Regions from separate parts of the Homo sapiens genome. Here region 1 is linked to region 2. A link is a contact called in ENCODE Hi-C or POLR2A ChIA-PET data. All regions are on one chromosome and are shown on one strand. Each heading gives the region's core, a stretch centred on a gene start or an enhancer-like site at or near the end of the contact. The rest is flanking DNA. Distances are from core to core; before and after follow the strand shown.

What was found. Hi-C counts contacts between places; a loop is a spot of excess contacts on that map. ChIA-PET counts read pairs that join two places held with the same protein, here RNA polymerase II (POLR2A). Pooled maps may share reads with other maps.
Region 1: a pooled map shows a loop between it and region 2 (2.2-fold over the local background). The contact joins two enhancer-like sites. A Hi-C loop is called at or near these places in 5 of 50 pooled maps. POLR2A ChIA-PET finds 5 or more read pairs at or near these places in 7 of 52 experiments (A673, CD4-positive, alpha-beta T cell, Caco-2 and 4 more).

What each region holds. Positions count from the first base shown.
Region 1 is chr6:158,044,667-158,050,714 of GRCh38, reverse strand. The region is part of intron 5 of SYNJ2 (synaptojanin 2); the gene reads right to left. Among named protein-coding and RNA genes, the nearest start is that of SYNJ2-IT1, 47 kb to the right of the region's middle. RefSeq lists an enhancer at 635-1,249. Within about 2 kb of position 3,459, at least 5 of the 41 ENCODE cell types and tissues checked have a DNase peak (open chromatin) inside an H3K27ac peak, as active enhancers do.
Region 2 is chr6:157,882,215-157,888,039 of GRCh38, reverse strand. All of the region lies in intron 4 of SNX9 (sorting nexin 9), which reads right to left. It overlaps SNX9-AS1 (SNX9 antisense RNA 1), which reads left to right. Exons shown (of 2, transcript NR_183542.1): 2 at 2,649-2,926. Among named protein-coding and RNA genes, the nearest start is that of SNX9-AS1, 7.8 kb to the left of the region's middle. Within about 2 kb of position 2,064, at least 4 of the 41 ENCODE cell types and tissues checked have a DNase peak (open chromatin) inside an H3K27ac peak, as active enhancers do.

The sequences.
Region 1 (6,048 bases), core at 2,210-4,709, 160 kb before region 2:
CCTCAACCACATCAGTGAGGACTCAGGGAATGTGGCAAGCAGACGGCATGCCCTGGAATCAGCTGCCCACAGCAGAAGGCACAGCCCGGACAGGGGCTGCAGCACATCTTTTCTGAGGCCTCAGGCTTGTCTTTTATCCTGGACTTAGACAAGCATTCCGTGTGGACAGGGCTGGGCCCAACTGTCACAGGCATGGTCAATATCCCCTGCAGTGGCTAGTCCAGTATCACTGCTGACAACAAACCTTTCTACCTCAGAGAACTAAGAAGTCAGTCGGGAGCACCACCCCCGGGTGAATGACCAGAGCAGGGAATGGGCAGAAGGGATCTGTTAAGTCTAGACCAGTGATTCTCAAAGTGTGGTCGTTGGACCTCCTCTGGGTGCTTGTTAGAAATGCGAAGTCCTGGGCCTACCCCAGATCTGCTGAGCCAGACTCTCCAGGGGTGGGGCCAGGAATCTGTGTTTTAACAAGCCCTCCAGGAGATTCCTATGCACACACGCTGAAGTTTGAGTGGTTCTGGTTTTGACTTATTTCTGGACTTGTTATGTTCCCTTTTGGCTTAGGTTACAAATGCCCATGAAGGGGTAGAAGGTACAGCAGGGAAGACAGCTCCAGGGGCCATGTGCATACCTGCAGAGGTGCATCCACACCTGTAGAGCTGCATGCACACCTGCAGAGCCCTGTCCACACCTGCAGAGCTGTGTCCATACCTGCAGAGCCGGGTGCACACCTGCAGAGCCACGTGCATACTGGTAGAGGCATGTCCCCACCTGCAGAGCTGCATGCATACCTGCAGAGCCACATGCATACCTGCAGAGCCGCAGGCATACCTGCAGAGCCATGTCCCCACCTGCAGAGCTGCGTGCATACCAGCAGAGGCATGTCGACACCTGCAGAGCCGTGTCCCCACCTGCAGAGCCACGTGCATACCTGCAGAGCCATGTCCCCACCTGCAGAGCCGTGTCCCCACCTGCAGAGCTGCATGCATACCAGCAGAGGCATGTCCATACCTGCAGAGCCTCAGGGACACCATGACCAGGCTCAGCTTGCCACAGCTGCTTCCCTGGGCTCAGGGCCTCAGGCTGGGTCCCTCCATCCCCTAAACAAGTTGTATTATTGGACTTGTCTAACCGCCTCTCCCTGAGTCATGACCCTAAGCTGCTTCTTTTAGGCAGGTGGAAAGGCAACACAGTGAGGCCTTGGGCAAAAGTGGAGGGGAGCTGGGCCTCATGTTCTCTCCGGAGCTCACCCTTCCTCCGTCACCCCGTGCATCCCTTTTGTCTGGGTTCCTTGGGCCTCATATCCTTCCTCCCCTCTGTCCTGCTCCAACACTGACCAGCATCCACCTTCTCTGGTGTCACCTAGTCCTGAGGTCACTGGGTGTCAGAAGCCACAGGCACGAGCTGCAGCTGAGGGCAGGGTCCACCACTGTCACTGCATTTTGTAGCTTCCCTTCTCCTCCACCCCGTCCTCCTCCCCTCTGGGCAAAGGGCCAGCTACTCTTATCTGGCCCCTAAAGTCATTAGTTCAATCCTATAGACCAGAGACTGAGGTTAGGTAGACAGCCATGAGGATAGTCGGGGTCTGGAGAACTCCTGGCTGTGGAAGTCACAGCAGAGTCTCGATCAGCACTCAAGAGGCCCAAGGATCGCAGACAGCACCTCCACACCTCTCCCCTGCACCCCACCACTCCTACCAGACTTAAGGTTACCCAAAAATCTCAGCTCAACGGCCTCCCATCTGGTGTCTTTCCCCTCCAAACTAACACTGCCTAGACTTCTGTCTAATTGTGTCTCTACCTCTTGCAGCCCTTTAGCAGTGTCCAGTGTGTGCTGGAGCCAGCTCCTGCAGGCTTGCAAGCCGACGGTGCACCCAGCTGGTCCCAACTCTGAGCTCAGTGATGTGGAGCCGTAGGTTGAAAGTGGCCACGATGGGAGAATTTACACCACAGCAATGGACAAATGCTACAAACCAAAGCTCCCTGCACCCAGTCTGACCCCAATAAAACTGGCTTGCCAGCACAGCACCGAGTGGTTCCCATACTTTTCTGCATGCTGGAGTCACCCATGGGTCTTCAAAAAGGACAGCTGCCTGGCTCCCGGCCCCAGATATTGTGACTTAATGTGTATGGTATCAACCTGGGTATCAGGATTTTTCAAGCTCCCCAGCAGAGTCTTCTGTGCAGCAAGGTTGGGGAGTACTGCTTGAGTAGCTGCTGGTATGGGATGCAAACTCCTCAGTGTAGCATCCACAGGCCCTTGACCCAGCCCTGCTCACCTCTCCTATCTCTCCTCCCATTCCCTTCATGCCCAGGACTTCAAGAAGCTACCCAGTGATGCTCCCTGATCACTGTGAACCCAAGGGTTACAACACCTGCACCCATTGTTCCCTCTGCAAGGGCTGCCTTCCTTGCCTGAGTGCTTCTTCCTCACCCCTCCCCAGTCTGGACCCTTGGGCAGCCCACCCCACACCCTCAGCCTGGGAGAGCTGCCCCCGGGGCCTCTCCCTTCCTCCAACACGGCTCTGTCCACACAACACTGCCCTGTCCTGCCCCCTGCTCCCTGAAGGTAGGGACTGTATCTGATCCCTGGTGCCCCCTACACCTGGCAGACGCTCAGTGAATGTTTGGGATGAATAAATGGCTTCATCTGGGGTTACTGATTTACGATGAGTCTATGAGGGATGAGAGATAAGACTGACCAGGAAGCTGTCTTCATGTTACTACATCTCACGGTGTCCCTGTTCCCACAAAGACAGGAGGAAACTCTCATTCAGTGCTCACGGCACCAAGAGCCATGCTTCTCCGGATGCCACCATTGGTTTTATCTCCTGGGTGTTATCATTTGTTTCTATTAGTATCAATAGCAGCTGCCATTTTGAGTACTTTTTAGATTCTAGATACTGTGTGTTTTTTTTTTTTTTTTTTTTTTTTTTTTTTTGACAGAGTCGCACTCTGTTGACCAGGCTAGAGTGTGGTGGCACAATCTTGGCTCACTGCAAACTCCGCCTCCCAGGTTCAAGTGATTCTCCTGCCTCAGCCTCCTGAATAACTGGGATTACAGGAACCTGACACCATGCCTAGCTAATTTTTGCATTTTTAGTGGGGATGGGATTTCACCATGTTGGCCAGGCTTGTCTTAAACTCCTGACCTCAAGTGATCTGTCCACCTTGGCCTCCCAAATTGCTGGAATTACAGGCATGAGCCCCCATGCCCAGCCAAATTCTTATATTACGCTCTTTAATCCTCTCTAGAACCCTATAAGGTAGATATTGTTAGCCCCATTTTACAGAAAAGTAAACTAAGGCTTGGCACAGATAAGAGCCTCTCAAACACACATGGTTACAAAGCAGGGGAGCCAGAGTTTGAATTTGAGCCCAGGTCTGCGTCGCTTCAAAGCTCGTGCTCTGAGTCACTGTCATAAACTGGCTGTGACTGTGGTTCTTTCTGTGGTGGCTGCGGGGAAGCTTGGAACAAGCGTCAGGTTCCTTCCCACGCACACAAGACCCACGGCATGCATCGTGGGCACCAATTCGACTCTTGCCCTTCATCCAGACCTCTTCACTTATTTTTGAAACTGTTATACTACAAGCCATCTCATGTCCTTTTTGGAAAAAAGGAAGGTACAAACACACAAGCCCATCCAGCGCCACGACTCCACAAACTTGGCGAATGGTTTCTGGCAGGAAAGAGGTGAAGGCAGGGCAAGAGGGGTCTGCTCTACTCGGCATCCTCCTCCGTTTGGTTCAGTTGCAGGAAACTTCAAAAGACAGACTGAACTCACCTTGGCAAGGCACGTGTCTATACAGCATATGGTGGGGGGAAGCTTCTACAATGACCAGGGGAGCAACGTTGTCAACCACAGACACAGATCATAAATAGATTCTCGAACTAGCTAGACCAGGGAGCAATTTGCTTTAAGGGTAAAATTTCAATGTGGCTATTTATAAACTGCACAGCCCATTTACACGTAAAAATGAAATTTATTAAAGGTACACGGCTGCTAGAAATGGAGTCAGGAAGTACTGAAGGTACCATTACCCAGGAAAACATGCAGACAAATCCTCATCCACCACCCTCTGCTCAACCCTGCCCCATCCTGCTGGGCTCCTGGGTTTCCAACGGCAGCTGTCAAGGAGGGACAGCATTGCAGCTTAATACGCAAGCTACTCACCCCAAAATCTTTGCACTTTTCATCTAACCTAAGTGAAGAAGGAAGAGAAAAAGTTCAAAGTGGAGAAAAATAACTAGAAGCAGCCTTAGGCTTGATAGTGACAGTTGAAGCCGGTGACGGTAGACCACCACTTCCCGCTGCCCTCCCGGCCCCCTGTGAAGATGACTTCATCTCTCTTTGATGATGAGTGGTGTTTAGAGGCTAAACACAGGTATTAGGCCCAAAGGTTAGCAAATCCTTAATAAGATTAAGGAACACTAAAGCCTTCTGAAGCTTGTTTTGAAGAAACCATGGAGGCCGGGCGCGATGGCTCACGCCTGTAATCCTAGCACTTTGGGAGGCCGAAGCGGGCAGATCACTTGAGGTCAGAAGTTCAAAACCAGCCTGGTCAACGTGATGAAACCCTGTCTCTACTAAAAATACAAAAAAAATTAGCCAGGCATGGTGGTGGGTGCCTGTAACCCCAGCTACTTGTGAGGCTGAGGCAGGAGAATCTCTTGAACCCAGGAAGTGGAGGTTGCAGTGAGCCGAGGTCGTGCCATTGCACTCCAGCCTGGGTGACAGAGCAAGACTTCGTCTCAAAAACAAAACAAAACAAGAAACAAAAAGAAGAAACCATGGAGGCTTTGGTGCAGCACAAATGTTAGGAATTTAAGAGGGTGAAACAGCTGCCAAAAAGCTGAGACCTCGTGGTCCACTGCTCCTGGCCCCTGACAGACCAAGGCACAGTCATCCCATGGCGGGTCAGGCTACATCTGAGGCAGCACGAAGGTCAAGGTAAGACCAAAATGAAATCCAAGAGGGGAACGACAAAAAGGAGTGTCATTTTTTAGATGAGGGAGATGAGAACATTGAGAGTCTTAGAAACAGGAGGGAAGGTGGCCAAAGGAGTTGGGAGGCCTTAGAGAAGACAAGAAGAAGAAGAGGGAACCAGAAGACTCCCTCCAAGGACTGAGGGTGAGTCACACGGAGAAGAATCAGACATATTCCCGCGCACCCCAAAACACTCTAGAGTCAGACAGACGCAGCAGTGCAATACAGGAGGAATTCACCAAGAGTCGGAACCATCCCCAGTTGTGGCCTGGAGGACAGCCCTTTGGAGGTCCTGGAAGAGGATCCCTGAACTGGCCTGGCTAGGTGCGGTGGCTCACGCCTGTAATCCCAGCACTTTGGGAGGCTGAGGCGGGTGGATCACCTGAAGTCAGGAGTTCAAGACCAGCCTGGCTAACATGGTGAAACTCCATCTCTACTAAAAATACAACAAAATTAGCTGGGTGTGGTAGTGGGCACCTGTAGTCCCAGCTACTCTGGAGGCTGAGGCAGGGGAACGGCTTGAACTCGGGGGGCAGATGTTGCAGTGAGCCGAGATTGCACCACTGCACTCCAGCCTGGGCAACAGAGTGAGACTCCATCTCAAAAAAAAAAAAAAAAAAAAAAAAAAGGAGGACCCCTGAACTGAGAGTCAGAGGGTGGAATGGATGAATTCCAAAGGGTCCTTCCCAAATTCTAAGAATCCATCATGACCATTCCCCTAATTTTTGGATTTCTTACAAACTTTACATGAAACACAACATGGTCTCCCTGTCTCCTTTTTGTGCCACACTCATTCGATCAATTCTTTCATTCTCCTGAATACAGAGCTCGAGAAGTTTCCAAAGGAAAACTCCATATTTAAAGAAAATCAGGTTTCAAAAACTCTTTTGGAACGTCTGGAATGGGAAATCTATAGATAAAGACAGTAGATGAACAGTCGAGTTGGCATGAGGGAGACTTGGAGGGGATGGGAGAGACCACTAACGGGGACAAAGTTTGTTAGTGGTGATCAAAGTGTTCTAAGATTAGATTACAGTGGTGGTTACACAACACCATAAATG
Region 2 (5,825 bases), core at 815-3,314:
TTAGGGTCTAACTGGCCTACAATACAGCATCTTGTGAGAAGAGGTAACTGACTGATGCGCTTCCAAGAAGCCAATTGATGGGTAAACTGCAGCAGATGTGTTAAGAGGACCATTCTGGAGCCCAGCTTCCAGGCTTCAAATCCCGGTTCCACAACTGTCCTGTAGGGAAGTCAGTACTACAAACATTTATATAGTGGACGACAGCATCCTTTTCAGGCGCAACTCTCCTGTGAAATAAGCGGTGGTATTATTCTCACCTGAGAGATGAAAATAAACTTGGAGTTGAAAATCAGTTAATACGCAAAGCAGACAACAAAGATGGAGTAACAGGGACCCAGTTTATGCTCCCAATGAAAACAAAAAATATGATGAAATATAGGAAACCGTGTTCAAATCACTGGACACCAGACAGTGAAGAAGTGATCCTGAGATACGGGAGACAGACAGAGTAAGCCCACAAGTGCCCATTCACTGCGTGGAGAGACTCTCCAGGACACGGAGCAGGCATGGAAAACCCACACAAAGCTCGGCGGTCTCTGTGGTGGGAGGATACAGAGTCTGGGGAAGACAGAGACGCAGAGAGAGAGCTCTGGAGACTGCAGAGGACACTGCAGATCTGCACTGATCAGCCCATCACGTGAGGGGTCTACCCAAGGTCAGGGAAAGACACACACGGAAGAATCAAGAGTGAATCAAGAGTGCAACCCCTCACACAGGGCTATTCCCACCAGCCTAGATGGAAAACTTCATGATTCACGGGGCATCGGGTACAATACTACAAAGGATTTGTTTCAGGAAAGGGGCAAAAATATCCCTAAGCTAAATGTTGCTCTGGGCTTAAAAATAAAACCTGAAATAATCAGATTATTTCAAAGTAACTTAGGTGCATCCCAGAACAAGGCTCAAAAATGTTTATGGGAATGCAAAAATATCCAGCATATAGCAAGGTGAAAATTGCAATGTCTGACATCCACTCATAATTTATCAGACATGAAAAGAAGCAAGGAAAATATGACCCATAATGAAGAGAAAGATTAAGCTGATACAGTACTGACAGAGATGAAAGACTTAGCACTATTTAAGAGCAAGAGAGGTTTCAAATATTAATGAGGTAGAAGACTCAGCTTGAATGGGCTTCCAAAAGGTGATAACTTTAAGCACAAAGAAAAAAAAAACAAAACACATTATGAAATCAATGTAAATCCATACATCCATGCTACTGTCAGAAAAAAAGACAGGAATGCTTTCTTCATTGGTCACTATTTGTAGTAGCTATAAAATAACTTCTTACTTTGAAACATGGCAATTAAGGAGAGGTGGAATTAGCCATCTATCCTGAATTCCAAATTGGAATTCGACATAATTAACTAGCTCCAGCTGATACAGGAAAGTGCTGCTTTCTAGATGAAACCAGCTAAGCGTGGAAGGAATAACATTTCTGATTCTGGCAAGGATTACCAACTGGTGGTAAACCATTACCATTTATATACAATTTATATCTGTATGTTTGTGTGTATACCCACGTTCACAGAGAGAAAATAAGACACCTAGTGTAAAGAGTAGTGATTGTGGAAATGGGATACTTTTCTTTTTCTAGTCTGAATTTTCTACAATGCATATGTACTGCTTCTGTAACAATAAAATAAAAGGTTACTTTACTAATTGTTTTTAAAGACAGTAATAATGCTAATTAGCAACTGCTGACCACAAAAATAGTAGTTTCTGGTTTTGTTATTTTTTTTTTATGTTGTATTCTTGCTCCTCATATGACATCCTTGGGGAACTGGGACCAGTAAGAAATAAACCCCTACTTCTGACAACAAAAAAATGCAGTAAGCAGGGCAAGCGCTTGTTTGGATGACATGGTTAGACCTGACTCAGTTCACTGGTTTCCTAGTAAGCAGCTAAGACATGGCCCAAGAGGAAGAGTTCTCACTGCACAGACCATGAGAACAGCAACTGTGGCGTGGCAGAGATGAGCAATGGCACCACGACGTCTGTCTGTCTCCATCGTAACTACATCAGGCCTCGAAGGAGGGCTAGGTTTAAGAATTAATGAAAATGGTAACATATTTAATTAAAGCTGCTTTCCGTTTGGCTTTCTACCAAACATGTACAAAGGGTCTATGAAAGCTCAAAACATACTGTGAGTGGTCGCAGCTCTTATGGGCCACCTAATTCCTTCCAGCAGACACCAAACGTCCACTTCAGGTCAGTACAGATCATCCCATCTGGTAAGTCCACCAGTTAAGAGGAGTTCCCAATCGCAGGCTAACTACTTTCTATGTTATTATCTTGGGATGGGGCCCTGTAGGCATTCAGGGGTCCGCCTATCACCACATAAGGAACTCCTCACTGTGCCTGTCACATCCTTCCACACCACCTGTGATGATGTCATCTGGCCTATCATGCCACGGCCCATCTTACGACTATACCACGTGCAACTGTGTTAGGAAGTAGGAATAGAAAGCAAATAATATCTGATTCTTAAACCAGAGAACATCTAAACCAGAATTTCTGACAAAAATTTAACTCTTTTCCTCAAAAGGGACTGAAGAGGTTATAATATTCTCTTATATAAAAAAATCTAACCACTTTAGCTCAAAATACGGAAGAATTTGACAAGTTTCCTGTTTTGTTCTTTACAGATCTTTGGCTCAAAGGACATGACCTAATTCTACAGATGAATCTGTACTGACGTTAGAAAACCACTGGTGGAACATAAAACTTGTACATTCTTCTAAAAATGAAGGTAGATCACAGCAGACTCAATCTATTTATAGCCAGTCATATCAACATTACTGATTGGGAATTACCAAAAGAGGTGAAATTATTTAACAAATCCTTTGTTAAGTCATATTCTGAACCTACAGATGTCAATTTCAGGTGTTTATTTTTTAAATAAAGATAATTAAAACACTAAAAATTTACTTAAGGTAAATGGATAATGTTTGTATTAGCTTAGAGAGTCTACTTACTCAGATAGCTCAAAGTCCTAAAATAGGTAGCTTTGAGTACAGAATAGGATGGCGCTACAATCAGCAAATAATTTGCTTCCAGACAGACCTAAGAGAAGTCCATGTGAAATAAGCTTTTACACTGTGCTGATGACAGGATGTACGTATAACAATGCTGGCTGGTCCTTCATCACTGCAGTTTTAAGGTTAAAAAAAAAGACTTTGCTTTAATAGTTTGTTTCCAGTTAGACAAAACAAACAAAAACCACCCTATATAACAAACTTCACCAGCATGTATTTTTGAAAGGTTCCTGAGATGAACAAAGCTGTCTCATAGATGTCAGGGATCTGTGAAAAAGCACACAAGGTTAGTAATGACAGCCTCATGCAGTTCTGAAGGCAAATGTCCATAAATCCTCTAACACTGGTATATGATCTTCCTTAAAAAGCCCTATTACCAACTAAAAAGAATTCATACGGGGGGGTGGGAGTGAGAGTGAAGAGATGGAAAGAACCTTTTCAATAAAGTTCTGTAAAGAGAAAGTCTCAATAAGCAATTACGAGATGTCTAAGGCATTATAAGACTTATGTGAGTTAATGAAGGTATAAGCACATCTAATACTGAACCTTTGTGAGGGTTTCTTTTATCAATTTATTTTTAAATGGACTACCAAAAAAGGCCTAAAATGGCCTAAAAATAGACTTTTGAGAACTAAGAAAGCAAAATGTAGTTCCAACATAAAATTACCATTGCCTTCCTCATCCTATAACCAATAAAAATTCCTTTGCAACAAATATAATTACATGGAAAATCTCTGTAGAGAAAAATGTTATATCCTTAAATACCACTTAACTTCAAGCATTTGTTTAATATCCAAACTGTTTTAAAAAAATAACAATGCCAGAGAATTTTCTGTAAGAGAATCTTCCCATTTTTGATTGGGTAGCCCGTCAGATGGGAGAATAACAGGCCAGTGATGGACAGCTCCTAGGCCTGTGGTCGGTGTTAAGAACACAAACTTCTCCAAGGCAGGGATTCAGGAAATCTGTAAGTCTTTTAATACCTTACATTGTAAAGTACCTTTTGATGTATTTATAACTGAAAAAAAATTATTCAAACAAGAACAGAGTATTATGGTACAAAGTCTCTTATAGGTCACTGGGAATAGAAAAAAAGATAAATTCTTTGCTTATCAAGCTTAACAATTTACAAATAAGCAATATAATTTGTATAAGAGTCACAAATTGTGCTAAGGGAATCCAGAGAAGTAAAACAGAAAACAAAAGGTTTTATAGAAGACATGGTATTTGAGCTGAACCTGAAGAGATGGGCTTCTGAAAGATGGAAGGAGTCACTCTGTTATTCTCAGAAGAGCAAGCCAAAGGTACAAATAAAAGGTGAGACAGCATGGGACATATTTGGAGAATCATCAGTTTGCCTGGAGACAAATACATAACTTAAAGATAAGGTGATGATGGGTAGCCACACTGAGGCATCACAGAAATAGAACTGAGCTTGGAAAAGTACTTCAACCTCAAATTCAGATGAATTTCTTCTACAGTTTCCCTACCATGAACCGTTCAGCGTCTGCTTGCCTAACTCTGATACACAAAGACCTTCTCCTGGGATAGCCCTGCTGACATGTAGCAAATGATTATTCCAGAAGGCAATAGAGGAGACTCTGAAGTTTCTTAAACAAGGAGATGACATAAAAGCATACGTCAGCAATGCTGAGGGTTTGGTTCCAGTCCATCACGTTAAAGTGAGTCATGTGGACTTTTTTGGTCCCCCAGTGTACATAACAGTTATGGTTACACTATACCGTATAAGTGTGCGAGAGCATTATGTATAAAAAATACATATCTTAATTAAAAATACTTTATTGCTAAAAATCGCTAACGATCATCTGAGCCTTCCACTAGTCAAGCTGCACCCTTTTTGCTGGGGTGGCGGGGGGGTCTTGTTTTGATGTTCATGACTGCTGACTGATCAGGGTGGTGGTTGCTGAAGGTTGGGGTGGCTGTGGCAACTTCTTAAAACAAGACAATGAAGTCTGCCATGTCAATTGACTCTTCCTTTCATGAAAGATTTCTCTGTAGCATGTGATGCTGTTTGATAGCATTTTGCCCACAGTAGAACTTCTTTCAAAACTGGAATCAATTCTCTCAAATCCTGCTGCTATTTTATCTACTAAGTTTATGGAATATTCTAAATCATTTGTTGTCAACAATGTTCATAGCATCCTCACCACGAATAGATTCCATCTCAGGAAACCACTTTCTTTGCTCATCCATAAGAAGCAACTCCTCATCTGTTCAAGTTTTATCATGAGGTTGAAGAAATTCAGTCACATCTTCAGGCTCCACTTCTAATTCTAGTTCTCTTAGTATTTCTACCACATCTGCAGTTACTTCCTTCATGAACATCTTCTATGAGGGTTGGAATCTACTTCTTCCAAACTCCTGTTAATGTTGACATTTTGACCTTCTTCCATGAATCATGAATGTTCTTCATGGCATCCAGAACGATGAATCCTTTTCAGAAGGTTTTCGATGTACTTTGCCCAGATCCATCAGAGGAATCACTATTTATGGCAGCCATAGCCTTGCGAAATGTATTTCTTATAGGACTTAGAAGTCAAAATTACTCCTCGATCCAAGGGCTGTAGAATAAGTGCTGTATTAGCAGGCATGAAAACATCAATCTTCATGTACATCTCCATCAGCGCTCTTAGGTGACCAGGGGCATTGTCAATGAGCAGTAATATTTTGAAAGAAATCTTTTTTTCTCAGCAGTTGGTCTCAACAGTGGGCTTGAAATATTCAGTAAATCATATTGCAAACAGATGTGCTGTCATCCAGGCTTGG